2 separate regions of the Homo sapiens genome follow, and region 1 is linked to region 2. Evidence: chromatin contacts called from ENCODE Hi-C data. All regions are on one chromosome and are shown on one strand. The core of a region is the stretch at or near the end of the contact, and the rest is flanking DNA. Distances in the headings are between cores, read along the strand shown. Region 1 overlaps IL10RA (interleukin 10 receptor subunit alpha). Region 2 overlaps LOC100132078 (a long non-coding RNA gene).

Region 1 (2,993 bases), core at 354-2,853, 6.6 Mb before region 2:
CTTGGTGTTTATCTTCATAACCAGATGACAGGCTCCATGAAGCCACACTTGTTTGGTTCACCACTCTGTACCCAGGGCTGCACACCATGTCCAACACATAACAAGTGCTTCGTAATGTTTTTTGACAAAATGAAATGCTGACTACAATAAAAGTCTCCAGCCAGGTCTCTTTGCCTCCTGCCCCATCCTTTCTGATTCATGTCTGATGCTTTGGATAGAGCCATATTCTTAAAACACAAGTTTTATCCTACCCAGTCCTTCTTCGGCAGAGTGTTTATTGGGTCCCACAACCCTTTTTGGAGGTTTATGGGAAATTAAGTGAAGTTAGGATCGAGATGATAGTGGGAAAATGTGCTGTGTGTCATTAATAACAATGCATTTAATTTTAAATTGGGGTTTACTTCAAACCCAAAACTGTGGGTTTGCTTTTTTAACCCATGAGCACAACAGGAAATGAATGAGTCAAGCTTCCTAGTATCTAGGGTCCTCTAGGTTGAGGCTTGATCAAATCAGCCCTGACTGCCCAGACCTGCCACTTAGGCAGCAGACCTGTCAGTGGTCCCAGGTGGTCACAGCCTACAGCTTCCCTTGCTGTGCTGTTCCCATGTGGGGCTCAGAGACCTTCCACCCAGCAGAGCAGCATGGGCTCTGGGGGTGGGACCCAGCTTCCTAGGGACTGTGTGTCTTCTGTGAAAGTGTGAACACTGAGGCCGGGGGATGAATATATGCTGGGTAGACAAGGCACACCCTGACTATAGCTATTTACAAAGTTGGGAAAACACAGTTTATTGAATTTCCTCTTCACTCAATGGTGGCCCATTTACCCCCTCTCTGTACTAAGAGGAAGTTCCATTAGCTCACACAAAGACAGCATTACGCATTCCTCAGCTTGGAAAAGCCCTTGAAGGAGATTGCTCAGTTGAAGAACAGCTGGGGCCTTCTGTTGGGGGCTGTAATCCAAATTCCCAAGAAATCTGCAAGTGTCTCATCAGCCCCGGCTGCTTGGAAGGACTCGCTCAGTTTCTCCCAAGGGCCTGTCTGTGGTGAGTGGTTACAGAGCAGCCTCAAAGCAGAGATGAACCAGCGCAAACTCCTACTCATTCCACAGAAACGGAGCAGGCAGGGCCTGCACCAAGGGCTGTGTCTTCTGACTTCCTTCTGTCCTGCAAGCTGCTCTTTGATCTGTCGTATCCAACCAAACTGGCTGCAGTTCCTTGAATGTAATTCCTTTTACTCTCTGAATCTTTATATTTAGACCTTAGGGGCCTTTTCCATGGGGAATAAGCCATCGCTAACACCTCATTTCCAGGAGAAAGTGACCAACACTACTTTTCTTTCCAATATTGACAAGGAGGGCTCTAGGGCAAAAGCCTGAGCAGGTCTGAAATGGCGTGATATTAGTCAAGTTCTCTGAAGATGATAGGATCAGCACTTCCTCAGAACTAGTTATTTTCTCAGAATGAACTGGGTGAGGCAAGATTGGAGATGACACAGGGGAAAAGAGGTGAGGTGTCCCCAGTCACCTTCTAGGGGATTCAGGTAGGACGAAGAGAAAAGCACACCCAGGAAGCTCAGGCCGCGGGCCTGGGTTTGTTCTACCCACTGGGCTGAGCATGGGGAGAAATTCAAACCCACATGGGGTTTTTCATGGAGGGAGCAGGCTGCTTCTAGAATAGAGTGCAGATGGCTTCCGCACTTAGGAGAACCACCACTGGGACATGCCTCCTGGGCAAGGGGAGCCAGGGACAGGGCTCTGGGAACAGAGCTCCAGGGAGGCCCAGTTTGCTGTCTTCCTGGAAAGGAGGGGTTTCCAGGTTCTTCTCTCCACATTGTCAGAACTCACATCCAAAACGTTGCATTGTGCTTTCCACCTCTTCCTTTTCTGTCTTCTGAAAGAGTCCCGCTGCACACTCCTTATCGCTTTCATTTTCACTTGTTTCCAAGAAAAGCTGTCCATTTTTCTTTACAGACTCAACAGCCAATGACAGCTAGTGGCACATAGTACCACATGCCTGGCACCATGTTAAACTTTTTATGTGCAATTTCATTTACACCTCACAACATCCTCATGGGGAGTTGTCAACTCCACGTGACAGGTGGGGAAATTAAAACTTGGAGAGGATAAGTAATGGGCCCAAGGTCACAATACAGGTAGCATGAGGACTCCCTGGGTCTGTCAGATTTAAGCCTGAGTCCTCAGCCCTGTTTCCTTAAAGTGACATCACACATCCCACACATTATTACCCTCCTCATTATCAACAACCGAGTCCTCCATGAGCCAATGTGCCATCAGCAATCTGACTAGTTTCACACGATTCCTGTGGTCTTGACAATTTATTGGAATAAAAAACATGTATCACTTATTGACAGAGCTTTGTGTTCAAGGCACATTCATACCCATTTCCTCAGCAGAACCTCACATCCCTACGAATTAGACAAGTCAGTCATTATTCTGCAGATGAGGAAACTGAGGCTCCAAGAGGATAAGTGACTTCTCCAAGGTCATACCACTGGAAACAGCAAAGTCAGAGCTAGAATTTCGGGGCTCCTGAGATATCCAGAATTCTTTCACTGTGCAATGCTGCCTCTCCAATAAATAAATGAACAAAATAAATAAATAAAGCTTTCAAGGGAACCCTGAGGAATCCTCCCTCAAGCCTGCCTCCAGAGGGAGTTCAGTTACCAGACTGGCACCTAAGAGTACTTTGGCAGAGGGGTGGGGGTCATGGCTGGATTCCCTGGGCCAGAATATCTGTTTTCAGAATGCTCCAGAGAAAGGCAGGGCTGAGATGACTCTGGATGGCACGCACAGGCCTGTCCCCTCACAGCTTCCATGCCTGTGGACTGAACTGCCTTTGTTTGAAGGCAGAGTCCAAATGGCCTATGGGGAGGCAGGGCCCATAATGCCCCCTTCTGGGGCTGTGTCTGATACTGTCTTGGCATGACACCATGGACTCCCATTGGATCTGTTAGCCTCTGGCATAAGAAACAAG
Region 2 (2,700 bases), core at 173-2,672:
ATACACCAGGAACCTCAGTGTCTCTCTTTCTCTCTCTAGCCTGGTCTCTGGGACCTAGGTCAGGAGGGCATGATGCTTTCAAATAGAAGAAGAAATCTCCAATTCTTTTGCCCTCTGTCTTTGCAAGCCCTATCTTTTATATTCACTTCCTCTGACTTCTCAGTAAACATTGGTTTGAAAGTGAATGGTATTATCAGCTGCCAGTTTACAATATAAGGGGGTCTGTAGAGGAATGAAGGAGAAGCAGCTTTGGAGGAGGGAAAAGTGATCAAAATTAGGTTTCCGTCCTTTTGGGTTGCAGGGGAGGCGGGGGTCACTGGTAACAGTAAGCCAATAACAGGGCTTTGCAGAGCAGGACTAATTCTGTGTTCTGCACTGGGTGAGGCAGGTGCAGTTGCCACCTGGGCTTCGATCTGGGTCCCAGAGGAGTTAGTTCATATCTTGGGGCCATCTTGCAACTGCAATCCCATTTTGAAGCCAGGTAGCAGAGTTTGTGCTCATAGTCATTTATTCTTTTTAACTGTTTCTGTCTTTTATTCTCCTTCTGTGTTTTCCAGAGCAGTCTTCTTCCCTCTCCCCAGCCTCCCCAAAGACCTGCAAATTTTGTTTTCTGTTAAGTGCTCATCTCCCCCGACCCCCCTACAGCTGGGGAAGGTGTTGGTATCTCCAGCGACTTCAGGCTTCAAGTTTCCTTCTAGGAGGTACAAGTTGGCTGCCCATGCAAATCAGTTTTGCCTGGGGATCTTGGGAGAAGAAAGGGAAGCTCAGAGGAGGCACTGATCTTGCCCTGTGTTTTAGGGAAGCTGCTTTCGCTGCTGCTTTCAAGTGACCCGGATCTCATTAAACATACTGATGTGGGGTGTGCTTCTGAGAAGGTGCCTGAGAAATGAACTTGGCTTGCTTGTTGCCTTTGAGGGTCTGTGGGAGAGAATCATAAGCCTGTCCAGATCTTATCTTCTCAGGAAGGGGCAGGAAAACAACACAGCAAAACAGCTGCCCGGACGAGAACACCATCTAGTGTCTTCACACAACACACCCACATTTGGTGGTTTCTGTTTCCCATGAAGATGAAAGAGGAGGGGAGAGGCGTGTCAGGGATTCCCTGAGCCCTGATAGGAGGGTTCAACTGGGCGAGGAAGGGACCATCAGGCCAACCCATGTAGGTGGACCCACTCAGCTCTCAGGACTCATCTCCTCCACCTGGACCGCTCTCCCTGGTGGGGCATTGAGGGACTGAGGGCTCTGGTTTTGTTCTCTAGAAGAGGTGATCCATCATTAAAAATCTATTAAACATGCACTCTGTGTCCACCTTGTACTCTGTGGAAGCCAATTAGATACAAGACCATCCTGGCCCATGTGCAACTTCATTAAACCAATCACCAATAAAGGAAAAATTAAGTAACATGTAACACACGTGCTCAAATCACACACATGAGCAGTTAGGTGGTACATGACTAATTGGCAAATGAAAGACACATTCACTCTCAGTTTGCTCCTACACTGACATTTCGCTGAATGAACGGAACAGTCAGAAGGGTAACACACCACTGCAGCTAGCTGAGGTGGGGGCGGGAAGGGGAGGGTCTTAGATAGGGCAGCGTGGCCTGGCTGGAGCTACGCCAGTTGTAATATGAAGGACTTGTTTTCTGGATGGATTCAGGGCCAAATTTGCCATGTTCCCGGAAGGCTCTGGTTGTACCTTCTTGGAAGACATCCATCCTACCTGCTCTCATCTGTCCCCTTCTCTTCGATCAGAACCTACTGCTGAGCCTTCCTCCATTGCTTGCTGTAACACACTCTGATATAGGTCCCCTGCTTCTACCCTTCAGAATGATGCCAGCAGCAGCTTGTCTGCTATTGCCTTGGCCAGGATAAATTCTAACTGAAATGCCAATAGAAATGAATTGAATGGAATGGAAGGTAATTGGTTTGGGCAAGTCTCAGCTCTGTTTCTCACTAGGTATGACTGTAAGCCTCAATTTCCTCATCTGTAAAATGAGTACAAAAAGGATATCTTTATTGTATGATTGTTATGAGGATCCCAGGAGATAATGAATGTGAGGGCACCTATCACAGCACTGGGTGTGTGTTCAGAGTCTACTGCTATGTGGGCATTCACCAAGGCCCATGCCAAAGCAGTGCTTCTCAAACCGGCGTGTGCATTCCGATCACCTGAGGAGCTTGTGAAACATGTGGATTCTGATTCAGTGGAACTGGATGGGGCCTGAAATTCTATATTTCTAGTAAGTTCCTGAGCTGGTTCAAGGACCACACTTTAAGTAGCAAGGTATAAAAGGACTTTGTGATCGGAATTCTGCATTTCCATGACTCACTCGAGTGCTGACCCTCCCCTGCATTGATGGTTTACGCTGACTCTTGCCTTCTCTGTGTTTGGAACCTTTTCCACCTCCTTCTAGTCTCTATCTCACTCCACCTCTGTTGCTGGCCTTTTTGGCACCTCAATCTACTTACCCCAGTGGCCTCTGACTCTGCACTTCTCTCCGACTCTGCCTTCTAGAGTGGCATTGCTCACACCGACCACCCGTCTTTAATGCTTCTGGTCTAGTGTCACAAGACTCTCTTAAAATTTGCCTGAGGTAACCTTTGGATAAAGCCCAACCCATTTTCCTTCTCCCCTGGGCTTCCAGGAAGCTTACAATGAAGTTTTGTGTTGAGTTATAACATTCTCTCCCCAAGTTT

The links. A loop is a pair of places that touch in the nucleus more often than their neighbours do. Pooled maps may share reads with other maps.
Region 1: a map with no recorded cell type shows a loop between it and region 2 (13-fold over the local background). The contact joins two enhancer-like sites. A Hi-C loop is called at or near these places in 2 of 37 single-sample maps with no recorded cell type and 1 of 50 pooled maps.

The regions. Positions count from the first base shown.
Region 1 is chr11:118,000,806-118,003,798 of GRCh38, reverse strand. IL10RA (interleukin 10 receptor subunit alpha) reads right to left here. Exons shown (of 7, transcript NM_001558.4): 7 at 2,316-2,993. It overlaps SMIM35 (small integral membrane protein 35), which reads left to right. Exons shown (of 5, transcript NM_001394165.1): 5 at 1-165. Among named protein-coding and RNA genes, the nearest start is that of IL10RA, 16 kb to the right of the region's middle. Within about 2 kb of position 1,603, at least 14 of the 41 ENCODE cell types and tissues checked have a DNase peak (open chromatin) inside an H3K27ac peak, as active enhancers do.
Region 2 is chr11:111,412,839-111,415,538 of GRCh38, reverse strand. It overlaps LOC100132078 (a long non-coding RNA gene), which reads left to right. Exons shown (of 4, transcript NR_046085.1): 3 at 558-701; 4 at 799-1,297. It also overlaps a transcript of BTG4 not described here. Among named protein-coding and RNA genes, the nearest start is that of POU2AF1, 35 kb to the right of the region's middle. RefSeq lists an enhancer at 928-1,267. Within about 2 kb of position 1,422, at least 4 of the 41 ENCODE cell types and tissues checked have a DNase peak (open chromatin) inside an H3K27ac peak, as active enhancers do.